4 separate regions of the Mus musculus genome follow, and regions 1, 3 and 4 are each linked to region 2. A link is a loop called in an ENCODE intact Hi-C map of the cell type or tissue named here. Cell type or tissue: left cerebral cortex. All regions are shown on one strand. Region 1 holds the start of Cog7 (component of oligomeric golgi complex 7). Region 2 holds the start of Ears2 (glutamyl-tRNA synthetase 2, mitochondrial). Region 3 overlaps Gga2 (golgi associated, gamma adaptin ear containing, ARF binding protein 2). Region 4 holds the start of Palb2 (partner and localizer of BRCA2).

What was found. Peaks named below come from ENCODE experiments on the same cell type or tissue, not always from the same donor. Only the 100,000 strongest peaks of a DNase experiment are listed, where the experiment ranks them.
Region 1: a loop joins it to region 2, with 4 times the contacts of the local background. A loop is called at or near these places in 7 of 42 quality-filtered maps.
Region 3: it touches region 2 in a loop (2.2-fold over the local background); 7 of 42 quality-filtered maps call a loop at or near these places.
Region 4: it touches region 2 in a loop (3-fold over the local background); 3 of 42 quality-filtered maps call a loop at or near these places.

The regions. Positions count from the first base shown.
Region 1 is chr7:121,978,396-121,986,395 of GRCm38, forward strand. It overlaps Cog7 (component of oligomeric golgi complex 7), which reads right to left and starts at 3,298. Exons shown (of 17, transcript NM_001033318.3): 1 at 3,022-3,298. The coding sequence starts at 3,190. In left cerebral cortex, no CTCF peak of the experiment used is centred here; a DNase peak (open chromatin) is centred at 3,327; H3K4me3 peaks cover 1,559 bases; H3K27ac peaks cover 696 bases.
Region 2 is chr7:122,063,222-122,071,221 of GRCm38, forward strand. It overlaps Ears2 (glutamyl-tRNA synthetase 2, mitochondrial), which reads right to left and starts at 3,865. Exons shown (of 9, transcript NM_026140.3): 1 at 3,684-3,865. The coding sequence starts at 3,822. Ubfd1 (ubiquitin family domain containing 1) reads left to right here and starts at 3,977. Exons shown (of 7, transcript NM_138589.2): 1 at 3,977-4,263; 2 at 4,443-4,772; 3 at 5,560-5,768. The coding sequence starts at 4,062. In left cerebral cortex, CTCF peaks have their summits at 4,167 and 4,984 (motif pointing left); DNase peaks (open chromatin) are centred at 2,568, 4,019 and 4,795; H3K4me3 peaks cover 2,632 bases; H3K27ac peaks cover 2,010 bases.
Region 3 is chr7:121,998,534-122,006,533 of GRCm38, forward strand. It overlaps Gga2 (golgi associated, gamma adaptin ear containing, ARF binding protein 2), which reads right to left. Exons shown (of 17, transcript NM_028758.2): 6 at 5,354-5,454; 7 at 4,134-4,214; 8 at 3,542-3,679; 9 at 1,586-1,667; 10 at 325-450. Among named protein-coding and RNA genes, the nearest start is that of Gga2, 19 kb to the right of the region's middle. In left cerebral cortex, a CTCF peak has its summit at 4,589 (motif pointing right); no DNase peak of the experiment used is centred here.
Region 4 is chr7:122,128,729-122,136,728 of GRCm38, forward strand. Palb2 (partner and localizer of BRCA2) reads right to left here and starts at 4,218. Exons shown (of 13, transcript NM_001081238.2): 1 at 3,992-4,218; 2 at 946-1,005; 3 at 195-288. The coding sequence starts at 4,039. It overlaps Dctn5 (dynactin 5), which reads left to right and starts at 4,313. Exons shown (of 6, transcript NM_021608.3): 1 at 4,313-4,453; 2 at 5,441-5,509; 3 at 6,324-6,442. The coding sequence starts at 4,406. In left cerebral cortex, a CTCF peak has its summit at 6,536 (motif pointing right); a DNase peak (open chromatin) is centred at 4,268; H3K4me3 peaks cover 1,565 bases; H3K27ac peaks cover 670 bases.

The DNA.
Region 1 (8,000 bases), 85 kb before region 2:
GTGGATCTCTGTGGATCTGAGGCCAGCCTGGTCTACAGAATGAGCTCCAGAGTAGCCAGGGTTACCCAAAGAAACCATGTGTCAAAAGCAAAGCAAACATACATACATACATACATACATACATACAACAGCAAAAAAGAACCCGGGGGCTGACACAACAGCAAATGACTGCTCAAAGTCTAAGAACAATTACAGCTCTATCAGAGGAGAGAATTTGGATGGGGTCCATAACTGTAGCTCCAAAGGATCTGAAAACCATCCTGGCCTCTGTGTGCATCTGATCATGCGCATGAGTGCATCATGATCACACACACACACACACACACACACACACACACAAAGAAAAATAAATGTTAAAACAAACAAAATCCTCCAAGGCAGTACTTAGCGACAGGCGACAGTGCTCAGTGGCAGTGCTCAGTGACAGTGCTCTGTGGCAGTGCTCAGTGGCAGTGCTTAGCAGCAGTGTTCAGTGAGAGTGCTCAGTGGCAGTGCTTAGCAGCAGTGTTCAGTGAGAGTGCTCAGTGACAGTGCTTAGCAGCAGTGTTCAGTGAGAGTGCTCAGTGACAGTGCTCAGTGGCAGTGCTTAGCAGCAGTGTTCAGTGAGAGTGTTCAGTGACAGTGCTCTGTGGCAGTATTCAGTAGCAGTGCTCTGTGGCAGTACTCAGTGACAGTACACCTGTCAAGCACTGCATGAGTTTAGCTTCTATTTGCTTGCCACAGTCTTCTTCCTTTCTACCAAGGAAAACAACCTATCTCGTGGTTTCCCTTAGTACATGTGTATACTTTTGGAAAGCTAAAGTGTACTCATATATATAAAATAAATAAGTCTTTAAAAAGGAAGAGTTTCCCAAGGGTTGGGATTACAGACACATGCTACCACCCCTGTGGCTACCACCCCTGTGTCCTTCATTCTTTCTGGTCACCTGAAGGTCCTGGGTCAGGTTGATGCTGATGGTTGACTCTGAAGCACAGTGCCATCCATCATTCTACAGGGGACACGGCCCTGGTCAAGGTCACCTCACTGACCCCTGTTTTATCAGAAACTCTCTGCTGCTTTAAATCACCCTGGGTTCAATGTTAGAAAAAAGGTGTATTTGTCAAGTGACCTTGAAATATGGTTTTAATTTTTCAATGAACGGGATTGTAGACATCTTTAATAGGTATTCATCCAAAATAAGTTGCTGATACGAGTCTCTACAGATCACGGACCATCAGAGATGGCACAAATGAACACTTCAACTGTCTGCACGTAGAGCATTGGAAATGAAAGTCTAGGAACTCTAGCCAGAGCTGGCTGGCTGGTATACTCTGAAGCGGGTCAGGTTCTTCAAAGTGGAACCAAGGGCAGGGGACATGCCTGGGCTACCAATGAAAACAACCTGTCTCATGCTTTCCCTTAATACATGTGTATACTTTTGGAAATTCATAAGGTAAATGCCGTTCTCCCTAGGTGCTGTGGTTGCCATAGTGATGAACATGAAGACGGAATCACACACAAAGCCCAGGTGCTTGACAAGTTTAGGGGCCCATGAGGATATATGTATAAAAAATGGACCTGGCTGCTAAACTTGAAGCCCACTGCAACAGACTAGAGGCATGAACACCACGGTCTCCAGTTTCCTGCTAGCCCTGTGTTCTTAGGCCTGAGCATGTTTTAGCATCGGCTAGCCTCTTATCTGGTAAGTGTGGGACAGGGCCCATGGCTGCATCCTTAACACCTCAGAACACGAGGATGTGGGTCCCAGGAGCCACTAAGAAGCACTAGCCTGCTTTTTCGCTGCTCCCACACACATGCAGATGTGGGGAAAATATGCCTGGAAACCAAGCTGCAGCACCATAACCCAGGCTATCTATGTGGTACTGTGTCCTCAACACAGTGAAGCAGCAAGGAGGAGCACTGATTCAGCAACATATATTCTCTCTTTCTCTCTCATTCTCTCTCTCTCTCTCTCCCCCCCCTCTCTCTCGTCTTCTCTCTCTCATTCTCTCTTTCTTCCTCTCTCTCGCTCTCTCTCTCTCTCACACACACACAGTTAAAGTCTTCATTCAGGATGGCCCATCTTCCTTAGCTTACAAAGATATATTAATGGATTTGTGTCATTCTCATATACTGCTAAATACTAGGACCAGTTAACTATTAAATGCTCTCAAAAGTGACTCTTTATGCCAGGCATGACAGAACATGTCTATAATCCCAGAATTTCAGAATCAAAGGCATGAAGATCAAGAGTTCAAGGTCACCCTCCATCATAGAGCAAATTCAAGGCCAGTATGGGTTACATGAGAGTCTATCTACCCCACCACCTCCAAAAGGCCTTCTTTCAAGATTTATTTTTTAATTACATTCACCCATGTTTGTCTGTGTGTCAGTATGTGCATGTGAGTGTTTATGCCCAAGGAGGCCACTGAATCCCATGGAACTGGAGTTACAGGTAGTTGTGTGCCAACTGATGTGGGTGCTGAGAATTAAGTTTAGGTTCTCTACAAGAGTAGTAACCACTGAGCAATTACTCCAAACCCAAAGAGCTTTTTTTGGGGGGGGGGGGCACATATCTGTAATGCCAGAATTAGGGAAGCTGGGGCAGAAGGCGAGTTTGAGGCGAACCTAGGCGACAGAGTGAGACTGTAAATAAGAAGGGGGAAGGAGAAGGAAGAGTAAAAGAGCGTGCGAGAGCCGGCGAGAGCGATCCTATAGCCTAGGCCGGCCTCGAACTCACTTTGCAACTGAAGCTGGCTTTGAATTCCTGACCGTCCAGCACCACCTCCCCAGTGCGGAAATTAACGGCGGTCGCCACCACTCCCAGATTGTTATTATTATTATTATTGGGGTTTTTTTTTTGTTTTTAGTTTTTAGTTTTTAAAGGAAATGTTATGGCATCGTCGGACGTGAACACCAAAGCCTAGACCTAACTCAGACTACTGCAGGGCTCGCTTTCCCACCAAAGGAGAGGCTTGGCCCCTGGGCCCGGTCCTGCAGTCGGGTGCCGGGGCGGGCGGGTGGGCGTCTGCGTGGCTCACCCTCCACGGCGTGGTTCACCTCCTGGATGAACAGCTGCAGCTTCATTACCAGGGTGGCTGCGTGACCGTCCGCCTTCCCCGCCGCCCCGTCTTTGGGGCCGGCTCTGAAGGCCGCATTAATCCAGTCCTTCACGTCGAAGTCGTCAGCCAGGAACTTGGAGAAGTCCATGGCGCGCGGTCTCCGGGTTGGCGCCGAGCGACACCGCCTTCGGGACACCCGTCGAAACCCACCAAGCTTTACTTGCCGCCCCGTCAGCGCACTCGCGCCGAGGCCGAATGTCCCTCGTCGCGCGCCGTACTTCTTCCGGAAGTCGGTGCCTATTACCATAGCAACTGTTCCTGTTAGAGCAGCGAGCTTCGCGCAGTCCGGACAGGTACGACAGTTCGTTTTCTGCTCTTATTTGTCGAGCAGTAAACTAAGTAAACGCGTGTTTCCTCAAGACTAGAAGATTGACGTCTGAGAAGGGAGCAGCTGAGAAATATAAACTCTGTATGTAGGAGTAATGTTGCTAGTTTTCCGTCCTCACTAAATGCATACAGCAGTTTGGGTTTTTTGGTTTTTTGGTTTTTTGGTTTGGTTTGGTTTTGCTTTGAGACAGGGTTTCTCTGTGTAGCCCTGGCTGTCCTGGAACTCACGTTGTAGACTAGGCTGGCCTCGAACTCAGAAATTCGCCTGCCTCTGCCTCCCGAGTGCTGGGATTAAAGGTGTGCGCCACCACGCCCGGCAGCAGTTTGGTTTTTTTTTTAATTTTATTTTATTTTATATGGAGTGTTTTGCCTCTGTATGTGTGTGACCCACTTGCCTGTCTGGTGCGGGCAGAGGCCAGATGAGAATGAAAGATCTCCTGGAAGTGGGATGTTACATGTGGTTATCAATGCTGGGAGTGGAACGCAGGTCCTCTGGAAGAGCTGCCAGTACTATTAACCGCTGGACCATCTCTCCTCATAGATTTCTATAGATTTGATAATGGTCTCCCCTAACTCTGGTCTAATTTCAGTAATCTTCAATAATCTTCAAAAATTACTTTTCCTCCAATTCTTCCACTCATTTTCCATCATTTTCTTTACTAGTTAGGTTTTTTCTTTCTTTCTACCTTTCTTCCTTCTTCCTTTCTTTCTCCGATTTTTTTTTTTTTTTTTGCTCTTGTCTAGTATAGCAAAGTAGAGGATGTTGTTGTTGTTGTGAGGATGTTGTTGTTTGTTTGTTGTTTTTAAAGACGGGTTCCGTTCTTCTATCCTAGAACTCAAACCCATGCCTCAAAGATCGAACCTCCCACATGCTGGGATTTCTGGCTTAAGCCACCACTGCATGTTCTAGCGTTGGTTTCTAATTTAATTCCGTGTATCAGGAACACATATTATGACTCTGTTCTAAATGTACAGAGACTTGCTATGGCCTTAATATTTGTCTGTCATGGAGAAGAGTATATGTGCACTTAAAAATATGTACAGTACCCAAAAGGAGGACATGGTGTTGTGGGGAATGGATACAGCTAAAGGTAATAAGCAAAAGAAGCCAGAAGACGAAGTTCACGTTTTCTCTCAGTTCTGGATCCAGATTGTATAAACACCTAAAAGAATATCTAACATGAGAGCAGAGGAAAGACACGGGAGGAAAAAGAATGGAAGGTGGAGGTGGGAAAGAGGGAAGATATGCAGAAGGGAACAGGGGTAAAATGCATAGTACAGTTAGGTAGATTGTCTTTATGAAACACAGCACTATGGACATGAATATTCAATATAAAGAAGAGGAAGCAGAGAAGGGAGGAAGAAAATCACATGTCTGACTTCATGTGGTGATACACGCCTGCAATCCCAGCACTGGGGATGCAGAAAGAGGAAGATTCCTTAAGTTTGAAATCATTTAGGCATACGTAGCAAGACCCTGTCTCAAAAACAAACCAAACAGCAAAAAAGAAATATATAGTCGGGTGTGGTGCCACACGCCTTTAATCCCAGCACTCGGCAGGCAGAGGCAGGTGGATTTCTGAGTTCGAGGCCAGCCTGGTCTACAAAGTGAGTTCCAGGACAGCCAGGGCTATACAGAGAAACCCTGTCTCAAAAAAAAAAAAAAAAAAAAAAAAAAAAAAGAATAAGAAAAGAAAGAAATATATGCAGTCATTGAATAAGTGTTCCATGTATTTTAGTAAAGATGATCATTAGTGTCCTTCAAAACATATGTCCTTGATCATCTTCTGAGTTGTCCCACCAATTGCTGCTGAAAGACTAAGTTTCCAACTCATTATTGTTAGCTGGGCACACACCTTTCAATGCTCAGGAGGCAGAGGCAGGCCAAGGGGAATTCAAGGCTAGTCTGGTCCTCAATGTGAGTTCCAGAACAGCCAGGGGCTGTATAAAGAGACCCTGTCTCAAAAAACAAACAAACCAACCCACGGGTGGAATTCATCTTGTTGTACTGCCACTTTTCTGCCCAGCTGCATTTATTTTTGCTTCAGGTTCTTCAGGGCTCTGATATTAGGTATATGTGCATTTGTAACTTTTATCTTCCTTAAGTACTAACCTAATATCATCATCAAGTACACCTTTATCTCTGAAACAAAGCTTGTTCTCTGGTTTACCTGGCTAATTTTTTGAGTATATTTTCTTTGTGCTATGTGTCCACTGGTGTCATTGAGGCCCAGGCTATTTTTGTTGTTGTTGTTTCTTCTTTTAAGATTTATTTTTTTAAAGATTTAATTATGTGTATATATGCATATCTCTGTGTGGGTTTGGTCACTTATGAATGGATGTACCCAGAGTCCAGAAAATGACATTGGATCCCCTAAAGCTGGAGTTACAGGCAGCTGTGAGCCTCCCAATATGGATGCTGCGAACCAAACCTGGGTCCTTGAAAGAGCAGCATGTGCTCACAGCAGTGGCTGTTACACTGTTTCTATAGCATTCCACATCCACAAAGCTGTGGGGGGGGGTGGATTGTTAGGGCAGTCAGCTTGGCAGGATCTAAAATCACATAGAAGATGGGCCTCTGGACATGCCTACGAGGGATCATCTCTTAGACCAGGCTGGCTTCAAAGCTCAGAGATCAGACTGTCTCTACATCTAGAGTGCTGGGATTAAAGGCATGTGTTACCAAGCCTGGGTAAGGGACTATCTTGATTATGTTAATCAAAGAAGGAAGACCCAGCTTCATTGTGGGAAGGACACTTCCAATGGGCAAGAAGGTCCAGAACCTTATAAAATGGAGAAAGCCAGGCTGATTATTAGCTGTTTCTTGAATATGGATACAATATGACCGCCTGCTTCAAGATCTTCCTGCTTTGATTTGTTACACTGAACTATAAGCTAAAATAAACTTTCTGCCTTAAATTCCCACAGCTTAGAACAGAAAAGGAAACTAAGAAGGGGAACACATTCCAAGTTTAAACCATTCTCAAGTCTGACCCAGCGTTCCCTTTATACTGAGCTCTTATGAATGAAGTCTTGAGATTAGCTAGGGCTATGTGGTCAGTTGGGCTCTCCAGTAACTCAGAAACCTGACACAACCTCAGGCAGGGAATGCAGCTTCTCTGCTGATAAATGGTGGTTCTGGGTCATTCCAGTGTGCCTCCCACAACAAAGATGCCCTCTGCAGCAGGGAGAGGGAATAGTGAGAAACCCCAGTAAATAGTGACCACAAACCATCCTCTTCAAGCACCAGCCTCCCGACACAGAGACCCCTCAGGTCCCACCAACCTTTCCCTCACTCCCCAGGGACCTTTTCAGATGTGTCCATGCTGCCAGCGGCTCCTTAGAAACATGTCAGTCTGTCTCCTAGTCCTGACCCTAAGCCTACACTTTTAAAAATATTTAATTTTAATATTGTATATGTATAGTTTATGAGTTGTGAACATCAGTTCAGGTACATGCAGAGGCCAGAAGAGAGAATCACAGATCCGGATTGTTGTTAGCCTCCAGACATGGGTCTTCTGCAAGAGCAGTGCATACGCTTAACCTTTCTGGCCCCAAGCCAACAATTTTTTTTTTGAGACATGCCAAATGGACCTGGATAAGCCAGACATAGTGGTGGACATCCTTAATGCAAGCACTTGGGACCTAAGAGTTCAAGGTCATTCTGAATCAAAGAGCCTACGTTCAAGAGATTTTTCTGTTTTTAAGTGGTGAGGGACACTTGAGTGTTACTTCCTGGCTTTAACACAAATTCAGTCAGCCAGAACTAGCTTTATATGGAAGTTCCACACCTGCCCATGTCAAAACAATTGCTGAGTGGAGCACATTGGTTCACATCCATTTTTGGTTTTGGTTTTGTTTTTGCAACAGGGTTTCTCTGTGTAGCCCTGGCTGTCCTGGAACTCACTCTGTAGACCAGGCTGGCCTCGAACTCAGAAATCCACCTGCCTCTGTGGTTCACATCTTTAATCCCTGCACTAAGGAGACAAAGACAGATGGATCGCTATGAATTTAAGGTCACCCTGGTCTATATAACAATCTCCAAGCCAGCCGAGCTACAGTGAGACTCTGTGTGGAAGTCATAACTTGAGGCACTCAGTGTTTCCTCGTGTTCCCAGAATCAAACTCAGGTGGTCAGGCTTGACACATGCAGGTACCGCACCTGCTGAGCCATCTGGTGGCCCCTAACTACATTTTAAACATTGTTACCAAGAGTATAAGGAGTCAGCTGTGGTGGTACACACCTATATCCCAGCACGTGAGAGGTAGAGGCAAGGGGATCAAAGTCAACCTGTGCTACATAAAACAGTGCTAAGGCAGACTAGGTGGCTTGCTCAAGAGGGTGCATGTGAGAGAGAAAAGACCGAAGGTGACTCTCAGGCAGATCCTACAAACAAGCGTGGTGGGGGAGAGAGAACTAAAGACACCTGGTTTATAGCTCAGGTGAAAGGAGACTGAGCCATCCTTTGCTCTTGGTGTACCTACTCTCCCCCAGCTATCTAGTGTCACAATCGTCTGCTTAGCATTCCTAGTGTGGCTCTGGAAAGCAGATGAGGGAACTTCTATTCCGT
Region 2 (8,000 bases):
CCAGACAGACTGTCAGTGAAAAGGACAGAGGGGTATGGAGAGATGGCCCAATGGTTACCAGCATGGCTCCTCTTCCAGAAGACCAGGTTCAGTACCCAGCACCCATATGGTGGCTCATAACCATCTATAACTTCAGTTCCAAAGGATCCAACACCATCTTTTGACCTCAGCAGGTACCACACATAAACATGGTGCACATATACAAATTACTCATACATATAAAATAAAATTTAAAAATCTGATTTTGTTGTTGTTCTTTGCTTTTTGAGACAGGGTTTCTCTGTGTAACCTTGGCACATCCTAGAACTCACTCTGTGTGCTATGGACCAGGCTGGCCTCAAACTCATTGAGATCTGCTTGCTTCTGCCTTTCTAATGCTTGGGATTCCCTAGTGCTGGAATTAAGTACCACCACCACCACCACCACCACCACCACCACCACCACCACCACCTGGCTCAAAATAAATAATTCTCTTTGTTGTTGTTGTTGAGACAGGGTTTTTCTGTGTAGCCCTGGCTGTCCTGGAACTTGCTCTGTAGATCAGGCTGGTCTCAAACTCAGATCTGCCTGCCTCTGCTGACTGAGTGCTGGGATTAAAGGTGTGGAACACCATGGCCCAGCAAAATAAATAAATCTTAACAACAACAAAAGAAAAAGGACAGGTTAGGTTACTCCATAGTCCTTCACCTTAGGAATGAAAGAACACCCAGGTGTCAGGTCTAGGAGCTTGTCATCACATAAAAAAACGCTCCAATGCTTCCTGAGTACCTTAGTCCCTTGATTTTGATATTTGCCTCAAGGCTAATTTTCACCAGAAGAAGAAATAGTATTTTCTGTTTGAAAATTATTCAGAGTCCAGATCACACAAACATGGGCCACCACACCGGCTCACACAAGCATTTAAATTACATAAATTTAATGATGTATTCTAGGGTTGAAGGAGGGTTAATCACATGTTAATAACACAACTATATCCTGTAAAAAAAAAAAATCATGCCAGGCGGTGGTAGTGCACGCCTTTAATCCCAGCACTTGGGAGGCAGAGACAGGCAGATTTCTGAGTTTGAGGCCAGCCTGGTCTACAAAGTGAGTTCCAGGACAGCCAGGCCTATACAAAGAAACCCTGTCTCAACCACCCCCCCCCCAGAAAAAAAATCACATTTTGCATATATACTCTACATATGATACTTAGCTACATCATACAATTTAAATTTTTCCTATGTGAGATTTTTACCTTAAGTGCTAGTTATAAGTAATCATAATTAAAAGCAACATTTGATTTCACTATATTTCCCTTCACTGGCGTTTAAGCTCCAAAAGTATTACTACTGACTAAAAGTTTCAGATCTTCCCAGGTCTGTCGTTTCTCCTCTCCATAATCAGGCCATTTACATTTATAATAACCTCATTTGCATTTTCAGGTACCCAAGGCAGCACAAGACAGGAAATGTTTTTCTGGGTACCTGGCTGACCTGGATCAACACTAATTCTATGTGAGGCTTTCAGCAAATTATTGCAAACCCACAAAACGTGTAGTTCTCAGTGGAACTGAGTCTTAGGAAATTTAAGACAGAAGATACCAGAAATCAAAAATCACACCCTTCACATTATTTACAGCTGGATTCAAATTCCATATCCAGGGACAGGGCGAATGGCTCTAGTCCCTGCTGTACAAGCCTAACAACTTGACGGGCAGATCCCTGTAGCTCACCGGCTTCAGTAAATCAGTTGAGGACTAGGTTCAGTGACTTCCTCATAACCACAAGACACAACATACACCACACATGAAATTTTAAAAAGTAATTGTGGCCGGGCGTGGTGGCGCACACCTTTAATCCCAGCACTCGGAGGCAGAGGCAGGCGGATTTCTGAGTTCGAGGCCAGCCTGGTCTACAAAGTGACTTCCAGGACAGCCAGGGTACACAGAGAAACCCTGTCTCAAAAAACCAAAAAAAAAAAAAAAAAAAAAAAAGTAATTGTGCCCATTATTAAGAAGTTGCTAACCTTTGGAAATTCATTTAGTTTTCACAAGTTTCAATTTACTGATCTGTTAGTGGGCTTAAAAATGAAAATCAGGCTGGACCTGGTAGACTGAACCTTTAATCTCCTCACTCTAGAGACAGAAACAGACAGATCTGTGTGAGTTTATAACAACAGCCTCGACAAGACAGCAAGTTCCAGGCCAGCAAGGGTACAGCAAGGCCCTGTTTCAACAAAACAAAAACACCTAGATCCTTAATAATGAGGTTGCTGGGATACCTAAATGTTGACCAAAGTAGAATTTCAAGCCAGGTCTGATGACTCATACCTGTGACGCCAAAACCTGGGAGGCAGAGACAGGAGGATTGCTGCACATTTAGGGACAGCATGGTCTTCATAGTGAGTTCCAGGCCAATCGGGTGATACAGGGAACTCTTTCCAAGTTAAAAACCAAACAAAAACCCAAAAATGTAAACTTTCAATTAATTTTAGCTATCATAGTGATCTACACTGCTTGTCAACTCTTTCCCATTTGGGCTTTTCCTGCCAGTCAGCAAAGAAATGAAAACAGTAATTGTAGTAGAGGCAGTGCTTGCTAAGTGCCTCTGCTGTACTGGCTCAAACCCGTCAGACAGGCACTATTATTAGCCCTACTTGACAAATCACAAAATTGGGACATAAACAGAGCAAATAATTCTGCCAAAGCAACACATCTAGGGATTGGCAAAGACAAAAATATAGATGCAGAAAATGCCAGGCCTTGGATGCCTGCATAAGTGCTTCTTCCAACAAGGTGAGTATCCCAGTTCATGTTGACCATAGGTAAACACAGACACTGTGATACTTAGATACTTGCAGTCATTTGATAAGCTATTTTACATCACTGAGACTAACAAAAAGAAAGATGATTTTGTTCTCTCGGTTTTGAGACACTCATTTTCTCCCTAGCAGTTTCGTTTATATCAGTCTTAAAAACAGATTCACAACAGTTAACTATGAACCAGGGCTTCTACCACATATCGAAGTTCCACAATCTACATTGCCTGCCTGGAGGTAATGCGTTCTTCCTGTGCAGCTGAGACTCAGAAATATCTTTTCCTGCTGACCCTAGACCTAGAATGAACGGTTGCTCAGTGTGAACAGGGTAGAAGGTGGCTTGAACTAAAGGTTGGGAATTTGTGGGAAGGGAGGAGACACAGAATTCCTAGCAAGATATACATGGGCCTCTGTTTTCTTCTGACTTGCTAAGCTGCCAGCAAACTCAGGCTTTTGTGCATGTCGTTTCCTCTTAGGCTTCAAGCGGGTCTTCTTGACACTTGTTCTCAACTCAAATGTTACCTCTTCAGCAATACCTTCTAGGGCGCCCTATCCCGCTTCACTGCCAAAATGGACACATATGACTCTAGGATTTGTCGGTTTCTTCAAAGCCAGAACCCTGACTTTTCAATGACCACTGCATTATAGCGCATAGGCCTTGGCATAAAGTCTATACGCTCTGCACACAGCGTGCAATAAGAAAGGACAGAGACAATACAACAAGGAAACTTCTAGCAATCTCAATCACTTCAAATCCTAGCCCTCCACCTCCGTCTCTTTAAAACGGGGTCGCGCAGACAACCCCGGAAGGGACTGTTTCTGGAACTTTCGGGGGCGGGGACGGGAAGGTGGGCTGCGGCGAGCGGCGTCACGTCCGTTAGGATTACCTGTGGGGCTGGGAGCGAAGCGCACTCGCACCGGGGCCCCGGGATCTGGGCCCAGACTGGCCTCGCGCCGCCCCACGCGGTGCCCGAGGGCCACCACGTGCGGCTCGGCCAGCAGAAGCCTCTTGAGGGGCGCCGCCATGTGGACTAGAAACACACACGTGGGCTCCTTCGCGCGTCACTTCCGCTCGGCGGGGGGGAAAAAAATCACTCCAACCAATCAACTTTCGCCACAGCGAGCGCGGCCCTGCCACTTAAAGGCGTAAGCCGCCTATCTGGGCTGCTCACGCCCCTCTGGACTAGGGCGGCGATGCGCCGCCGCTCGGGGACCGAGCGCTGCGAGCAGGCGATCTCCCAGACCCGCCCCCTCCGGCTGCGGGAATGCTAAAGCGTGGCAGGGGCCGGCCCGGGAAGCGGAGGAGGCGGGTCTCCATAGAAACCTCCACCTGTTTCCGGCCAGCCTGTGTGAAATTAGGGGCTGGTGCGGGGGCCAATCTCCGCCAGCTCGCTTCTTCCCGGCGGCCCCTGCGGTCGTGGTGGGTGTTGTACACAATCATCATGGCGGCGGCCGGAGCCCCGGATGGTGAGTGTGGCGGGGAAGGCGGTCGGTCGGCGGCTGAAGAGCTTGCGGACGCTGCCGGGGTCGTGGGACCGGGCCTGGCCCCGGAGGGAGGAGCGTGGCGCGGCAACGACGGTGCCCGGGCCCGTTCTCGTCGCAGGCCGGGCTCGTGGCGAGCACCCACCCCCCTAACCCCTTTGCAGGCATGGAGGAGCCAGGCATGGACACGGAGGCCGAGGCTGTGGCCACCGAGGCGCCCGCACGGCCCCTCAACTGCGTGGAGGCCGAAGCAGCCGTAGGGGCAGCGGCGGAGGACTCCTGCGACGCGCGAGGCAACCTGCAGCCGGCCCCGGCCCAGCCCCCTGGGGACCCTGCGGCCCAGGCCTCGGTCAGCAACGGCGAGGACGCGGGCGGCGGTGTGGGCAAGGAGCTGGTGGATCTGAAGATAATCTGGAACAAGACCAAACACGACGTGAAGGTCCCTCTGGACAGCACGGGGTCCGAGCTAAAGCAGAAGATTCACTCCATTACAGGTATTCGAGGAGCTGACACCCGACTGCTTCTACCCACGACCTACCTTCTAGCTCTTGATGCTTACGTCGTGCTAAACTGTTAGCGATTTTCTTGCGCCTAGACTCCCGCTATCCTCACTGCAGTTTTCTGAAATCAGTACTTGTATGTCCATTAGTAATCAGAGAGGGAAAATTAGGCCCAGAATGATAGTGGTACCACCAAGTGGTGGAGTGAGATGCAAGCCTGAATCTTGAGTATTAAGGCTCACCCTTCTAACTAATGTTGGACTGTCATTGCTAGGCGCGGTATTTATGAACTTTACAGGAGATTCTGAACAGGTCCAGTATTTAGCCACGGATTTATTTTCAGCAGACAGATCAGTTTCATAAGGGAAGTTCATGAAACAGTGTTATCAACTGTCCTAATGGCCCTTTATAAATATTCATACATGGCCGTTTTATTTGTTTTGGTTTGCTACTTGAAATACTTTCCTTAAAGCTTTCTCCATGTATCGGGTAAAAAGCTTATTGGCTTTCTGTATCTCCTACACTTGGGAATTTTCAGTATTTAAGTGGATAGAAGATAGAGTTATAACTTGGAAACAATGATACCTAGACATCAAACAATTCTAAATACCTTACATTCATGTAGAAGGACCAAGTTTTACCAATCAAATAGTCCTGGTGTTCTGAACTCCTTCAAGTTCACAAAGCTGATAGTTGATGGACCAGTATTCACTTCCTGTTTTGTTATAGAAGGGGGATGGTCCACGCATTTCCTGCTTATTCCTTTCCACTTTTTGTCAAGGTCTCCCACCTGCCATGCAGAAGGTCATGTATAAAGGACTTGTTCCTGAAGACAAGACTTTGAGAGAAATAAAAGTGACCAGTGGGGCCAAGATCATGGTGGTTGGTTCTACTATAAATGATGTTTTAGCAGTAAACACCCCGAAAGATGCTGCCCAGCAGGATGCAAAGGCTGAAGAAAACAAGAAGGAGCCCCTCTGCAGGCAGAAGGTGAGACCATTCGGCATCTGCTTGTGGTCCTGGGAATGTAGAGACTGGTTACAGTCTCCCTAGAATAAGCTCCTTTCTGGACAGGGCCCATGATGGAAATGTATGGAGCAGTTGGGTGCAGCAGAGTGGAGTTGACAGCTACCTGAAATATGCATCTTTGTCATCTGGTGGGTCAGTGTGCTTAGACTTCCCGCGTTAGGATAAGGCCTTTGTAAAGGGAGACTCTAGCGAGTTAGCAAAGGAAGTCACAAGTGGGTTTCTCTTAGTAGTGCCAGAGAATATGACCAGTATTGGAATTAAGCCCTTGTTCCTTCTAACTGCTCCCATTTGATTTCTGTGTCTGTGTGTCTTGTCAAGTTCAGAAAATCCAATTCTGGAAAGGTATGGAAGTGGACAGATTTTAGAGGTTCCCCTAAAACTGACCATTTCAGGAAGTCAAACCAAGCTGAAGCAAATGATACTGACACTTGTTTTGTTTTGTATTAATAGTGGTCCTTCTTCATGAAGGAGTCTGAGTTTTTGTATTATCTCTCCTGCTCATTTTTGTGTGCTTGTTTTTTGAGGCACAGGGTTTTACTCTTTATCCCTGACTGGCCTGAAACATGATTTGGAGAATGGCTGGCCTGGAATTTTTAACAATCCTCTTGTCTCTAACTCCCTAGGTCTGAGTTTATGGTCATGTGCCATCATGCCTGTTTATTGTGTGTGTGTGTGTGTGTGTGTGTGTGTGTGTGTGTACAGTACAGAGGATTGAAGCTAGAGTCTTACTCTTGGTAGTAGATAAGAAGCCTGCACTGAGCTGCTCCAGTCTATTACGAACTTTTTATTTACTCTGTATCTTCAACAGAGTAGGTCTCACTTGAACCAGCATTTGAGGGACAGTTGACACTAAAGGCGCATTGCCAGCACTGGGAGAAAGAAAGATGGTTTTCCTTTACACACCCATGTTTACTTTGTAACCCAAAAAGTCTTTTTTTTACAAATTTGGCAGTAAAATTGAAACAGAATTGTGGGAATAGTTATACTATATTAATGTTTTTTGATGGAAACACGAATGTGTTTGAAAGAAATATGTTTAGTGACAAGTGGCTACCCTAGATACCATAGAGAATATTGTGTAGCATTCGAAAACTGTGTTATCTTTACGGAATCTCTGAAACTTTGATTTCAAAACAGCTTTCCTCGGGGTATTTGTTTGTGTTGTACTTGGTGCTAGGGATTGAGCCTGTGACCTTGTCAATCATAACACATGCTCTACTGCAAAGCAGAGTCGCTGTATGTTGAAAAGATGAATTATGATCTAAAAGTAATTATTTGTATGAACCATTTTAATCCCTACATATGGAATCCAAATTTCCTGTAATTTGTTGACGTCATTGGTATTTTCTATCTTCCCCTGACATACCTATGAAGAAAATGTGAGAACTGTCCTCTGTCAAATCCTTAGTGTATAACCTGCCTTGTAAATATGGGTTTTAGGTTACTAATGGTGGGTCAGCAGGCTTAGAGCTGCTCATCACAGTGCAGGGACAGTGCTCCCAAAGGTCCTTACAAGGTATGACTCAAACTGTACTCCAGTCTGTGCTGCTTTGCTTTGGTGATGCCACTGGTTACGAGGCATAGCACGACCTAATGAGACTCCACTCCCTCAGTAGGCTTTTGATCAGTGTGTTCCAGAATCTGAGGCTGGTGTCAGCAACAGCCCTTCACTAGCAACCCTACCACAGTGTTCTGCTGTGACAGTGGTGAAGGTTTCAATTGGCCCACTGCCTGTTAATGCTTACATTTGGCTTAGTTTTACCCCTGGTCCATTTATTGGCCTACAGTTCCAGCTTTACCAAGCAGCTACTGTACCTGTAAAGGTACAGATGTAAAGGAAATGAAAGCATTTGAGGGCTATGAGCTTAAACTTCTGGGTCCTGGGGTAGAGGGCAGGAGTGGGGCTTGGAAGCTTCTTAATGGTAGGGTATAGGGGTGTCAGCATTTTTCTGTTTTCAAAATGTGGTTCCTTGGGTTTTCTTTGTGGCTGGGTTGAGGGTGGGGTAGAGAAGACTTCTGTCATAATAATGACTTTCCATAATAATGCAAAAATGACCCCGCTTGGCATTTATATAGTCAGCTTATAGTTTCTTTGAAGTTGAATAATACAGCTATTGCTCTTGTTTCCTACTTGTTGACTTAATGGTTAGTTTTTTACCTGGAGAGCTGTGAGTAGAACCTTTAAATCCTACT
Region 3 (8,000 bases), 65 kb before region 2:
ACAAAACAAAACAAAACAAAACACTGCTCTTGAGGGCTGTGTTGAGATGTAATCTTGGGCCTTGTGAATGCTGGGCAAACATCGACTACTGAGCCACTGACCACTTCCTTGGTCTCAGGCTCCTAGGAGCACCCAAGAGGGGTTAAAACCTGGCACAACACAGCCTTCTGCTTACACGTGCAGCCATGGTAGAGCTCTAACCTGCCATGGGTGTATGATGGCTCCTGTTACCCGCAACCTATTTCTACAGAAAAGGGGACAGAGGCAAGCTCCCTCATTCTCGTGACTTGCACCTGCCCCAAACAGAAGGCTTTTAGCTCGTACCTCTGGGGGCGGGAATGGCTCCCACTGCGGCAGGCACTGCGTTCCCAGCACTAACTCGGCCCTCCACCACCTGTTTGTACAGCCGAACCCCCTGTGTGAGAAGGTCATTTGCTTGAAGAATCTCCGCTGAGGAAAAAAAAAAAAAAAAAAAGATTCAGCACTCCTCAGTGTAGCAGACAGCCACCTATCTTTGTCCACACGGCTCTACCAGGCTTGGCACATTCAGGAGCCCAGACCCTGGTCATGTGTCCAACTTCCTACCAGACTCCATCAGTGAGCTTTAGCTCTGTGTCCCACTGTCCACACGGTTACCATCCACACTGTTCTTTGAGTGAGGCATTCTGGGGGATGCTTTTAGCTGAGACAGGTTGATGTGGATGTCACTATTACCAAAATTTCTTGTTACCTGATTCTGTTATTGAAAGCTTCCCGTATCTGGAGAATGGGTACACAAATCAGCTTTGTAGCCTGTACACTTTACCAGTCTGAAAATATAGGTCTGGTATTTCTCATGAAAATTTGGCATCCTAACTGAAGCATACATAATAATAACCACATCTGACTATAATATAGTCTTAGTCTTTCAATTATACCTGAGTTATCTATCAATTGCAATATCAGTAACTAACAAACATCACCACAAGAGAATACAATCGGCAAAACGTATTCAGAAAAAAAAGTCAGGGACATGTTTTTCATGAAAGAAAGAAAGAAAGAAAGAAAGAAAGAAAGAAAGAAAGAAAGAAGGAAGGAAGGAAGGAAGGAAGGAAGGAAGGAAGGAGGAAGGAAGGAAGGGAGAAAGAGAGAGAAAGAGAAGAAAGAGAAAGGAAGAGAAAGAAAGAAAGAAAGAAAGAAAGAAAGAAAGAAAGAAAGAAAGAAAGAAAGAAAAGAAAAGAAAGAGAAAGAGAGAGAGAAAGAGAGAAAGAAAGAAAGAGAAAGAGAGAGAAAGAGAGAGAGAAAGAGAGGAAGGAAGAAGGAAGGAAGGAAGGAAGGAAGGAAGGAAGGAAGGAAGGAAGGAAGGAAGAAAAGGCAGGACACTGTTTCCTGGCCTTCCGTGGGACAGTCACACAATGTCCCCTATAGATGCCTATAGGCTTCTGATCTTCATGTTTGTTACTCAAACCCAAAATCTTCAGAAGACATAAGCCACCAGCCCATACCAAACTCAAATCTGTCTTGTCTGTGGTTCCCCAGTAGCACACCCACATCTGTTTTACACTTGGGGCGCAGCAACACCCAGAGAAACAGAGCTGTTAGTTACCCAGAGCATCGTCGTCATCAGTGGTGTCGCTTGCAAGCCGGAACAGGGTGGGCCTCAGCTTCTCACATCTTTCATACACAACCTGGGGAAACATAGCCTGGTTCACATTCTCTCACCCAGGCCCCACCCAAGTCCTCAAACGTCTCCCTCAACAGCCTCCGAGTGTAGGTGTCTTCTGTGTTACCTCCATGACTACAGTTCTGAGGTAACATGCGTGGCAGAATCAGAAAACATTAGAGGGTTTAGGGCTATAGCTCAGTAGAGCTCTTGCCTCGCTTCACACACACACACACACACACACACACACACACACACACACACACACACACGAGGGGGTTGGGGGGCACATTTGGGTTAGTCAGGAGTGCTAGTGCAGGACTGTAGCTCAGCATGTGGCCCTTCCTGGTCCAGCTGCACCGCCTATAGCCACGGAAGAACTTCCCGCTTTGCCACCAACACCCTGCAGAGAATTTCCTGTCCCAACTGTCCTGATGGCTCAATCCCCTTACAACACTTGCCTGATATTCTCCACAGGATCCCGTTCCCCTCCACCCCCAAGCCATCTTCTTCACACTGGGAAGAGGAGAGAGGGAGGCTCTGACCAGCTCGGCAGCTTCACCCCCCTCCCTCAGCTAACCCCCTCCCTCAGCCTCTCTGCGGGCTGCCTGCTTCGTTGTTCCGGCCCTTTCCTAGGCTCAACTGCCAGATGGCAGTGTCCTCTACAGGATACACTGGATTTCAATGAAATTAGAAAGCCCATCTCAAAAGAAGAAACAACAACAACAACCAACTTGGAACTGGGAAGACAGTCTGGCAATAAAGTCTCACAAGACCTAAGTTTGGTCCTCAGAACCCATGCAAAAAAAAAGCCATGTGTCTAATAAAAACCAAACAAGGCCAAACAAAAAAACAAAAATAAAAACCATGTAGAAAAGCCACTTTGTCTATATTCTCTGTTTGGGGGAGGTGGAAACAGGAGGCCCCCAGAGCACACTGGCCAGCCAACCTGGAGTACTTGCTAAGTTCCAGACCAATAAGAGAACCTGTCTCAAAGAAAACAAGGTAGATGGTAACTGAGGAATGACTCCTAAAGTTGACCCCTGGTCCCCACAAATATGCACACATGTGTACCTACACACACAAGAACACACATAGATAAGCATACAAATTTTGTGCCTCAAAAGAAGCTATCAAGCCAGGAGAAAGACAGTCTGGGATTGAAGTGTGTAGTCTGAGAAGGAACTTGGGTCTGAAATACATATAAAGAACGCTCTAAGCAGGAGTTCTCAACCTGGGGTTCTGACCCTTTTGGGGGGGGGGGTGTCAAACAGCCCTTTCACAGGGGTCATCTAAGACTGTTCTGCATATCAGATACTTATGTGTATGTTTATTTACATACATATATTTATATACGATTCATGACAGTAGCAAATGAAGAAGCAATGAAAATGATTTTATGGTTGGGGTCACCACAATATGAGGAACTATATACTAAAAGGTCCCAGCATTAGGAAGGTTGAGAAACAGTGCTCTAAAGCCAGGTGTAGTGGCCCACACTTTTAATCCCAGCACTAGGGAAGTAGGGGCAGGTGTGTATGACATCTTATCTACGTACTAAGTTCCAGACCAGGCAACTTGTCTCAAACCAGACAAAAACAAAACAAAAAGGCATAAGACAACCAAGGGAACGGGCAAACCATTTGGGCAGACATCCTCTAGAGAAGCAACAAAAGTGGTCAATAAGCCCATGAAAGAATGTAAAACAAGGACCATTCTACTTAGAGAATAAAAGATAAACAATGTATCAGTGGCTGGTGGACATAGGAGGGAGGGAGGGAGAACAAAGGAACAGAGAAACCTGACTCTCCAGACCAGAATGGCAGCCACAGAACACATGGGTGCAATACATCATGCTTATAACAGTAGGTGCAGTCTTAGGTCACAACTGGAGATTACCTGCAGGGCCTGCTGGTCGGGCAGGGCATGACCTGGCCTTCGGTACATGCTCAGCATCTCCCGAAGCACCCTCACGTGGCTGCGGACTTCCTCTACTGCACTGACTCGCCTGGACACCTTTTCAGACTTCTCTTGTTCCTTTGAGGGAAACCAAATGGACAGAAGAAGTAAGAGGAGTTGCCTGGGTAACTCCTAACTAAACACCAGAAAGGGAAAGGCAGTGCATGCTGGGAGTTCAGGAAGTCATGAACACTTAAGTGAGCGGAGGTGCTCGCCCAGAATTCCTGCAGGTGACAATATCGTCTCTGGACCTGGGGACTCTTCAACTGTACATTCAGACTCAATCCTTCTGGAACAGACTCCCAAACCTAACTCTGTTAACACCAAAAGCTTCGTCCCATGGATAAAAGAAGCCGGGAAGCTCTGCAAGGAGTCTCAAATCTAATCACCATCCTGCTGGTCCCATTCAGCATGAGGAGGACATCTCTTCTCCAAGCTAGCTGTTCTTCACACCTTAACACACATCCACACACACTATCATATCAGCCCTGTCAAATGCCAGATCTACAGCGCCAACTGCAGAAATGCCTACTTCCTTGACCAAATTCTTGATCAGCCGGTTTGCAGCCTGAAGATCCTCAGGGTGGTTACTCTTGAGAAGTCTTGTCAGAAGCTGAGGAGTGAACAAGAGTGGGTAAAGCTGTAATTGTCCCCCCAGCAGAGTGGGAGCACAGTGATTAGCATGACCAATAGCCCCACACTGGGGCTACTGTGCATTATGCTACCAAGCCATACACTGGAATGTGGGTGCTGGGAGTATCAGGAAAGACGACTTGGTTTCTAATGGGATGGAAGATGGGAGGATTATATCCCCTAAATGATATCTGGGGGTGTAATAGTAATGAGCTGGCTGGTGGGCATGGGAATAACAGAGGAAGAGAAAGGAAACATTTTCTCTCTCTCTCTTTTTTTTAATATTTATTTTCTTTATATGAGTACACTGTAGCTGTCTTCAGACACACCAGAAGAGGGCATCAGATCCCATTACAGATGATTGTGAGCCACCATGTGGTTGTTGGGAATTGAGCTCAGGACCTCTGGAAGAGCAGTCAGTGCTCTTAACGGCTGAACCATCTCTCCAGCCCGGGAGACATTTTCAACTGAAGAGGATACTACTTGCACAGGGTAAGCAGAAGCCAGTGGTATTGAGAGATCCTTTGGAATACAGAGTGGCTCCACAGCAGAAAATTATCTAACTCAAAAGGCCACAAGTGGGGCTAGGAGTGTACTTAGTTACAGGGCACTTGACTAGCACACACATCCTAGATTCCATGCCCAGCAATGTAAAAACTATATAAATAAATGTTAGGAATACTGAGGAAGACCTGGCCATGTGCTTGAAGATGGAGTAGACTTTCACCAAAGTCTTATTTCCCATTTAGTTCCATACTGAGCATATGCCTGGCACACAGAGTCCCTCCCCAGATGTGGGAAAGCTACCATTCCTGGATGTTTCCAGGGAAAGGACAATGGGCTGGGTCAGGCTTATAGGAACAAAGGATCCATGCCAACATGCACCCCTCTCCTATCCGCTACTCCCTTCCCAATTCCACATGTATACGGAACCAGATCCACCGGCCCAGCCTCCCCGACCCCAACAGGAATACAGATAAAGGATGGTGCCCAGCATGGCATTTATTATGTGGCCACCCATAAGAGTCTAGAAGCCTGGAAGCTCTCCGCAGTCCTGGTTCCCAAACCAGAGGACAGTCAGACTCCACATAAGCCACCAAGTCAGGGGGAGGTCCTTACCTTTGACTTCTCCTCATCAGCATCAAAGATGCTCTTCGGCCAGGGAGACGGTGGGGGCAAGATTTTATCCATCGGTAGTTTGGGATCTTGCTTTATGATTCCTAAAATATGCAATTCATGACTGAAGATGTTGATATCGAGGGAATCCATCATTAGCTCTGGCTCCACCTCCCATTCCCCCCGGTGACTTTTTTTTTTTTTTACATTTATCATGGGAGAGAGGTATATCTACTCAGCAGCACACATGTGGAGATCAGAGGACAGTTTGTGGGAATCAGTTCTCTTTCTACCACATGGGTTCCAGGGATTGAACTCAGGTCATCAGTCTTGGTGACAAATGTCCTTACCCACTGACCCATCTCACACTTTAATTCTGAGGAAAAACAACCAAACCAAACTACCTACCACTTTGTCCCCCTTAGACAGTGAGATACTGTGAGAAGGGGTGGAGGTAGCCAGGCTATGCTGACACCTACAAGGGAGGTTATCGTCTCTGGGCAAACAAAGCTATTTTATACATCTGCTGTCCTTTAGTTCTTTTAATCTGACACATTAATTTTGGTCAAAAGAATAGGATCTGAGTCATATTTACAGCCCTGGTGGAGATATGACATTTGAAATTGTCTGAAAGATTGTAAGATCACAAAGACACGCTATTGTTCCCTCTTTTAAAAGTTAATCCAGGGACGGGAGATGACTCAGTGGTTACAAGCCCTTATTGCTCCTCCAGAGGACCTGGACTCAATTCCCAGCAACCACATGGCAGCACATACCTGCCTGTAACTACAGATCCAAGAGATCCAATACCCTCACACAGACATACATGAAGGCAAACCACCAATGCACATAAATTATTTTTTAAAAATTAATCCAAACTGAGGGTGGGAGGCTGGAGAGATGGCTCAGTGGTTAGGAGTGCTGGCTGTTCCCCTAGAGGACAGGGGTCAATCAATTCTCAGCACCAACACAACAGCTCACTACTGTCTGTAACTCCAGTTCCAGACATGCATGTAGTGTATAAATATGTGCATGTAGGCAAAACACCTTCATACATAAAATAAATAAATCTTAAAAAAAAAAAGTGGTTCCAAATAGATAACTGTCAATCACCAGGATAGGAAATTGTCTCTCCAAAAGATTTAACTTCAAGAAACATGATATGCTGGGCAGTGGTGGCACATGCATTTAATCCCAGCACTTGGGAGGCAGAGGCAGGTGGATTTCTGAGTTCGAGGCCCGCTTGAAGGCATGTTAAAGCAATGGGTAGAATACAGTTCTTTTACTGAGCTATCTACCCCAGAAAAACCACCCTCCATCTCCATGCAGGTCCTCGCTGCTAAGCTTGCCTACTTTTCTGAGTTTACTTGGTTTTTGTATTGTTTTGTTTTTTGCATGTGTAATGTTTGTGCATGTTCACATGTATATAGGCATATCTGCATGCATGTGTGTGGAAGCCTAAAGCTGCTATCAGTTCACCCATTACATCAAGCCTAGCTGGTCAGCTTGCCCAGGAAATCCTGTTACTCTGTCCTGAGTGCTGGGTTTATAGGCAGTCACCATGCCTGTACAACATCTGTGTGAGCTCTGGGGCTCTGAACTGTGGTCCTCAGCCTTGTACAGCAGGTGTTTATCGACTGAGCTATCTCCACAGCCTTAAGTTCTAACCTTAAAAGTCTTTGTGTGCCTTTCCAAAGGCAAGGGAGTCTTTAGGAATTGTGATGAATCACTTCCCACCTTTTTTTTTTTTTTAAATGATTTACTTATTTTTATGTCATGTGCAGTGGCATTCTGGCTGCATGTGTGTCTGCCTGAGGATGCTGGATCCCCTAGAACTGGAGTTACAGATAGTTGTAAGCCAACATCTGTGTGCTAGAAATTGAACCAAGGGCCTCTTGAAGGGCAGCCTAGGCTCTGAACCACTGACACGTCTTTCCAGCCCTCTTGAAAATATAGAGCGCAGGCTGGTCTTAAACTTGTGACCCTCCTGCCTCTACCCATTTCAGCAAATCCTTTGGTGTGCACCACCACAACTGGCTGTTATTCTCTTATGGAGTCTGTAACTGAACTTGAGCTATGCTGACCACCAGCAATCCTTAGCAATTCTCCTTATCTCTCTCCTCCATAGGACAACACATGCGTCAAACCCAGCATTTAACTTGGGCTCTGGGGATTCAAACTCACATCTTCATGCTTGCACACAAACATTGTTACTCATCAAGCCACCTTTCAGACTTCAGACATCATCATAAGCCCCTCCCCCTAACCTCCACTGCTGTGGGGCGTGCCTGCTGCTTCCTTGACTTGGAACTAGGAAGACATGACTTTCTGTCTTCCTTCTTTCCATGTTCCTCCTTCCCTGCAGCTGCTGGGATTCATAGCTTGCCCTCAGCTCTGTTGTTTTTTTTTTTCTCTCCAACTCCAATAAAACTGTCTTCCCTTTGAAGTCTATTTTATCTACGAGAAAGAACTTGCAAATGAGACCCTGATTCCCCAGTAACGACATCACTGAACATCAACAGCCTTCAAGAAACACACTCGAGATGTAACTTTCTGGTAGAGAGCTTATGCAAGTACCACCTAAAATAAAATACTTCTACAGATAGAAAACATCACACAGAACAGTACATACACGGGCTCTGATTAAGGC
Region 4 (8,000 bases), 66 kb after region 2:
ATAGTTCTGAAAATCTGAGGAGAAAAAAGGCAATTAAACTGGCAATCCAATTGAAGGCACTGGGTATTGCTTGAATTGTATAACATGAATTTTTATGTTATTTAAGAAGTCTACTGTTTCTTTTCCATGTGAAGAAATAACAGCAGCCAACTGGGGAGTGAATACAAAGCAAGTGTAAGTGAGCGGCTGATTACCAGAGTGGCTTAGCTGTGAGGAAGCTTCTGGCTGGGGCACACCATCTTCTATGGCTTTCTTAGAGTTCTTAGCCTTCTCAGCTCTTTTGGCACGCTAGAGAAAACAAAAGCAGCCCAAGAAATCAATTTTCGTTCAAGCTTTATTACCATCAAGAGCCTTACTTCCCATTAATTGTGATGGTGCGCACCTATAATCCTAGCATCCTGAAGGCCAAAGCAGGATTGTGGGTTTATTTATTTTTATTATGTTTTATTTATTGTGTATGTGTGTATACACATGAATACCTCTATGCCTTAGCACTTTTTAGTAGATATCAGAAGACAACTTTCCTTACACCATGTTATTCCTGAGCATTGAGGTCACTTTGTCTCTAGGCTGCAGGTGACTTTACCCTCTGAGCCACCTTGTATTTTTGTTTTGTTTTTTTTTAAGATTAATTTATTATTATACATAAGTACTCTGTAGCTGTCTTCAGACACACCAGAAGAGGGTGTCAGATCTCATTACGGATGGTTGTGAGCCACCATGTGGTTGCTGAGATTTGAACTGAGGACCTTAGGAAGAGCAGTCAGTGCTCTTACCGGCTGAGCTATCTCACCAGCCCCTGAGCCATCTTGTTGACTGCAGGTTTATGCGTTTAAGTCAAAATGGACTACATAGTGAGGCCCTGTTTCAAACCAAAACCAGACCAACAAAACCTTTTACACAGCTTGTGCAACACCTTAATTTGACCAACTATGATTCACTCACCTGAAGTCGAGCAAGTGTCCTGCTGTATTCCTTTTTCAAAAATGCTAGCTTTTCCTTCAACTGGAAGAAAAACAAGAACAATTCTGAGCAGTGGAAAGGTGAGAACAGAGAGAATGGATACAGTGCCCAGCAGGCCCGAGAGTGCATATGGTGCTCTGTAGCATCCCTCAGCAGGATCAGTGCCGGGAAGGCCAGTTTTCCCACTCAAACCTTTCCTCGGTTCCTACAAAGCATCAGCCTCTCAGGACCTTTCCACGATGGGTTCCTGTCACTTGGAGCAGCTCCTGTGGATTCCTCAAGCCTCAGTTTGCAGGATTACTTCCCTAGGATGGACTTCTAGGTTCTTGCTCAAACCCAGTTTAGGTACTCTTCCGTTCCTCAGTGCTATTCTCAAAGTTTACTGCACCACACACTATGCTGTCCATTTTCTCCTGTATCTTCCCATCACTTTGAGAAGCAGGGAGGGGGCTATTACCATAGTCAATCAACCAATAAATGCTCTTTATCTAATACTGGCCCAGGAAGTTGCAGTCGTAACCAACACCTCCCAGTAACACACACAGTGTCAGTTATCCCTGATGCTTGAGGGACAAGGTGGTTAAGGCAATTTACTTGGAGTGAGGAATGTAGATAACATCAAGAGCACAGATAAGATTTGACATAGTAATCAGTACCTAGACTAATCTAAGTGATATAAGTAATTAGCTTCCTGTAGGGAGTGTAGTCACGGAGGCATTTCTGAGGGCTACCACTTGCACCTAGATCTAAAGGAAGGAACTAGTCTTGTGGAAATAGCGTATGTGTAATTATTCTAGGCACCACAGTAGGAAAGCTCCATGGTGGACCGGTGCATACATCTAAAGAATACACAGAAGAAAGCCAGTGAGAGGTAGGGGTTGTTGCTGCTGAGTTCCTGTCCAGCCACACAGCAGGCCTTTCTACAAAGCTTTTGCAAATAAGTTAATTTAGGCTATGCCAAATTACTAGTTCCTGAAAGTTTAGATTCTCTTTGTCTCCTTAGCATCTGTGGTTGAAATGTTCCCTTAGCAGAAGTGCCCCCCTTGTCTTTCCACCATTTAGGACCCCTATATTCATCCTTTAGACATAGTAAGTCCAAGACTAGCTTGCGATACGAGATCCTTTTTTTCTTTTCTTTTTTTTTTTTTTGGTTTTTTGAGACAAGGTTTCTCTGTAGCCCTGGCTGTTCTGGAACTCACTTTGTAGACCAGGCTGGCCCCGAACTCAGAAATCCGCCTGCCTCTGCCTCCCGAGTTCTGGGATTAAAGGCGCGTGCCACCATGCCTGGCTAAGAGATCCTTTCTTAAGAACAACTCCACAAACCAAAAGCATCAAAAAAGCTACAATGAAAGTTACTAAAAGGTCCTTCTTTTCTGCTGGGTGCAGGCTGACTGCTGTTGAAATGGGCAAGTTCATGAAACCCAGGAAAGTGGTGCTAGTCCTAGCTGGACAATACTCTGGATGCAAAACCGTATCATGAAGAACACTGATTGATGATGGCACCTCAGACCGCCCTTACAGCCATGCCCTAGTGGCTAGAATTGACTGCTATCCCCCAAAAGAGACAGCTGCCACAGGCTAGAAGAAAATTGCCAAGCAATCCAAGATAAAGTCCTCTGTGAAAGTTTATAACTATAACCACCTCATGCCCACAAGGGAGTCTGGATATCCCCTTGGGCAAAACTGTTGTCAACAAGGATGCATTCAGAGACCCAGCTTTGAAACACAAGGCCAGGCAGGAAGCCAATGTCAAGTGTGAGGAGTGATACAAGACAGGGAAGTGCAAGTGGGTTTTCCAGAGGCTTCACTTTTAGGTATGTTTTTGTTTTGGTCATTAAAAATTAAGAAAAAAAGTTACTAACAACTTAAACTTTTCTTAAGCACTTTCCCCACCTCATTCCCCAGCACTTTTGTGGGACTCCAGCACTTCTGTGCTAAAGTCACTTTAGTCCCCATCCATTCTCAGACACATAATAATAAAAATGGCAGATACTTTCATAATGTGCTTCAGTTAGTCCTAGGGAATTTTGTGACTTTAATGTCCAATGACTCAATTAGCACTCACAATAACCCTAACAAATAGATTCTATTATATAATCATCCTCCTTTGAGATATGCAAACTGAACAGAGAATAAGCAGTTCCTCCAGGATGCTGCCATTTATAACTGCTCCATTTAACACCCCCCCCACACACACAGAGGTTTCATATCATATATATTTTGATTCATAATAGCAGCAAACTGCAGTTATTAAGTAGCAACCAAATTATGGTCATGGGCCACCACAACATGAGTAATTCTGATCTTAACCTGTTATCTTGTCCTCAATCTTATCAGTAAGTAGGAGTTATCTTGTTTATTTGTAAATGATCTTTACCACCCTTAGAAGGTAAGACAGGATAGGAAGACAAATTAATGTGAATTCTAATTTTGCACAGAAAGCACAAGAACATGGAAGTAATATTTAAGTCTTGCAGGAGAATAATATTCTGAGCCTGAAAGAAATGAGAGCTCCTTCTAACTACTACACTAAATTTGTATGCACACACACAACACCTGTTCATTATATGTAATATTTATATTATTTTCTTCCCCTCATCTTGTTCCAACGTGGGTCTTAAACATGGAGAACACCAGCTGCAGAACCAACCAGAGTACACGTTATAACCATCCCCTTCTCCAATGTAAACCTATTTTGGAGGTCAAGCCCTAACAGACAAACACGAAAATGTATATATATAAGGCTGTTGACGTGACGTGAAAGATTTATGTGACGGGGCCGGAGTGGAGTGGGAGAGAAGAGGGCCTCTAGGTTTACCTATATGTAGTTTTACACCTAATATTTATGCAGTGCCACTAGAAGATGGGTTTGGCTCGTCTGCATTTTAAGCTTCGCCACCCGAGCAGCGCGCTCGTCTCAGTGACTTCTCGTGGAGGCTGTAGGTAGGAGGACACTGCCTCGGATACAGGAACTAGGTTTGAAAACCCAGCCTAAAGCCCTGGGTCACCCTTCCCGCAACCCGGGCACCTTTTCCTTCTCCGCATAGCTGAGGGGCTTCCCGGAAAGCTCTTCCATCGGGTTGGAAGCCGAACGCAAGGAGCAGCCGTCTCCAGCCTCGGGCCTGTGGTCACGGGGACCCAGCCAGGGCTTCCTAGGGCCAAGAGGAACCCCTGGGAAGAACGGGGACCTAGTTCACCCCCACTATGTTCCTGCCGAGCCACACAGGTTCCGCGCGCTAGCCGCTCTGGCCAATTAAAACCTCTGTTCGCTCTGCGCACGCGCAGCTGGAGACTGCCGAGCGATCGAGCAGGCTTGACTAGAGGAGAGTCGAATGAGAGTCCAGGGCGGGGATAGCGGAAGTGGCCGATCAACCGGAAGTAGCTGGAATCACCGTCTGCCTGAGCTACTGACAGGATCCTGAGGTTCAGAGAGGGGGAAGCCATGGAGTTGGGCGAACTGCTGTACAACAAGTCGGAGTACATCGAGACGGTGCGCGTGTGGCGACCCTGCCGCCGCTGGCAGTCACGGGACCCTCGAGGACTGGACGGTCGCCCCTCCCGTCCCGGCTGCACTGGTTCCCGTTCCCTCAGTCCCTTCCTTGGATGACTTAGAGATGCTTCGTGTTTCATCTGATTGTTATTTAGTCGGTGCATGCATGCATTAGGCTCTCTTCTCCTTCATCTCGTGTGTGTGGGTGTGCTGTGTAGCGGGGGAGGAAAGTGTGGATGTGGGAGAGTTTCTATGCATATATATCTATGTGTGTGCATATACACACGCCTGAGTTTCCTGTTAAATAATGTCTTCCAGAGGAATACACAGTACAGCCTATTCATTCTGTATATAAATTACATTTTCAGACTCCGGGCCCTTTTTAAAAATAATATTTCACAGTCTGCTTACGTGCTAAGACGTTATTGTTTCTATTCGTCAACTCATAATACAACATATGTAAACTGCCCCCGTTAGGGTTACTATCATTATTTTTTCTGTGTGTCTGTGATCATGGAAAAGTAATTTTCCTCACTGAAGGCTATGAAACCGTAATATGGAAGTGGGGTCTGAATGCACATCAGTCATTAGACCGCTCATTAGATACCGATCCTGAATTCATTTCTTGAGCTCTCAGTTCCTGATCTACCCTTGCTCTTTTGATAGATTGGATTCAGTTCCTGAGTGCTCTTATCACGGAGCCGTGCCCACAGCCTTCCCCCCCCCCCCCCAGTGCATTCCTTCTCCAGTTTGTTTTTGTTTGTTTGTTTGGTGATGGAGTCTCACTTCATAGTTTAGTCTAACCCCAAATTCACAGTCACCCCACCCAGAGCTGGGACAGTAGGGGTGCAGTATACATTCAGGCCTCATTCATTTTTAGACTGCCCTTCATTTGAAGTAATTTTCTCCTCAATGTGAGCTTTCATGATGGAAACTGTAGTCCAGAAATCCTCTGTTTTTTCACTCCAGATTTCTGTTTGCTTTTAGGCATCTGGGAACAAAGTTAGTCGCCAGTCTGTTTTGTGTGGAAGCCAGAACATCGTCCTCAATGGCAAGGTAAAGGGCACAGGCAGCTTCAGGAGGTTACCCTTATGCCTTCAGCTAGTCACTGTATCAGCAGGGTATATGGGATAGTGCTGTCTCCAATTTGTCATTTCCAGTTCTCTCTCTTTGTTTTTGTTTTTTTAAACATTTATTTATTTTATGTATATATGAACACATTGTCACTGTCTTCAGACACACCAGAAGAGGGCATTAGATCCCATTACAGATGGTTTTGAGCCACCATGTGGTTGCTGGGAATTGAACTCAGACCTCTGAAAGAGCAGCCAGTGCTCTTAACCGCTGAGCCATCTCTCTAACCCCTCTTTCTTTGTTTTCATTTTTTTCTCCAAATTAGATTTATTGAATGCACAAAGACGATCAGGGAGGAGAAGCCAAAAAAATTAGAGAGCGGCCCATTAGATGGGGAATAAAGAAGCTTTAAGGAAGAGGGTGGGGAGGGCAGTAACACGTGAAATATAACAGGAGAGAGCACAGGAGACACAGGGCAGCTAGACAGAGGGAGAAGAGAGGGGAGGAATTTCTTCTAAACAGAACGTGAACACTTCTGTCATTTTCTTCAGTATTTTATTTAAATAGGATTTACATTGCATTAAATATTATGAGTAAGAACATGGTGGTGGTGGAGGGAAGGGCCAGAAATCTTTTATGTCTGAACAGAATGCAGTGGCAGATTGTTCTCTGTGCTGTATTGTGCCTAGGACTACTAGACACAAAACTCATGAAGAGGCAGTATCTTAAGTACTTTAAAACAGAATTCAGGGACATGGACTTAACTGGTATTTTTTACACGTGTTTTGCTTTATAGACCATTATAATGAATGACTGTATCATCCGAGGAGACCTGGCAAATGTAAGAGTTGGACGTCACTGTGTCGTGAAAAGCCGTAGTGTCATAAGGCCACCGTTCAAAAAATTCAGCAAAGGGTATGTGACTTAATTACCTGTTTGCAATCCTAGGCTCCATCCTGTTCTGGTGATGTTGCCCATGACCATGTGTTTAGATGTGTAATGAGAAGATCTGGCCATTTGGGGGCGCTGCATAAGCGCTCACAGTAATGAACCTCTCTCTGGGTGTTCATTGTTGGCTGTCAGGAAGAAAAGTCCCTACAAGAAACAGACAACCGAACACAGATAGTAAAGCCTGAGTAAACGGTAAAGCTGGAGTTTCCTCTCGAATGTATTCCAGAATCAGATAGTGCTGAGAAATTTGGATTTTTAATTTAAAATTAAAGAACTCTCAGGACTAGTGTAGCCAATAGTTTCTTAAACTGCAAGTCCCTGTATAATCATTGCATAACTGAATGTGGAGGGCTCTGACAACAAATGAAAGGTTTCTGAGTTTGTAAAACCAAAAATTAACTCAAAAGGAAATACAGAGTGAATCCAAAGTTTCTGGCAATATCTGCTCATGATACATCATCTGACGCTGCTGCAGCCTCAGCTCTGTGCACACACGCACACTGCACTGTGCACGACACCATACACGCCGTCCCAGTGAGTGCTTCCTCAAGCATTCCACTCAGATTTGAACTGTGGTAAAAATTCTAATGTCTTTACTGCATATTTTCCTGCTACTAGAGAAAGAGTGTTTAGTTATTGAAAATAAGCTTTTAATATTTTCCTACAGTCATTCCTTAACATGTAAGTATAAAGTTAGTATATCCTTGGGTTTTATCATATTAGAATGGTGGGTTTTGAGGCTAGAGAGATGGTTCACTGGTTAAGAGCACCACTGCTCTTACAAAGGACCTGGCTGGTTTACAGCTGCCTATTGTTCCAGTTAAGGACTAGTTCGTTCTTCTGGCCTCCTTGGACTCTTACATTCAGGAGGTGTACATAAACTCATATAAGCAAATGCACATATGTAGAGGAGTTTTAATCCAGCAAAGGGCTACTCTAGCTGGAATGCCGACACACTTTAGGACACACCTTTAATCCCTTGGGCTTGAATGCAGACACGCCCTTAGTATATACCTTAATTCCAAACAATGAAGGTAGAGTTTGTAGAAGGAAAGGCCTGTGCTTGAAAGTGGTGTCTAATTGAGAGGCCGACAAAGTAACAAATCAGAGAAAGATTTGACACTAGGATATGCCTAACTCTCAAGAAAATAGGGAGGAAAGAGAGGAGAGGAGAGGAGAGTTTTACAGGGATGGGTTGAAGAGAGAGTGAGCTAGACATAGGTGAAGACAGAACAAGCCAGGGAATGAGAATAAGCCAGAAATTAGAACAGATTGCCAGAGTTAGTATGAGATTAAGCAGAGCAATTTAGTCAGAAGCCAGATTGAATCAGTCATCTTGGAGAGGAGTTTAAGCCATAACAACTGTATAATTATTATGTATAATAATAAATAAATCTTTGGGCCAGAGTAAGCAGGGACTGAGTGAGCGGGGTTGACCAGAACCAGCAGAAGTCCTAAATTCAATTCCCAACAACCACATGAAGGCTCACAACCATGTGTACAGCTACAGTGTACTCACATA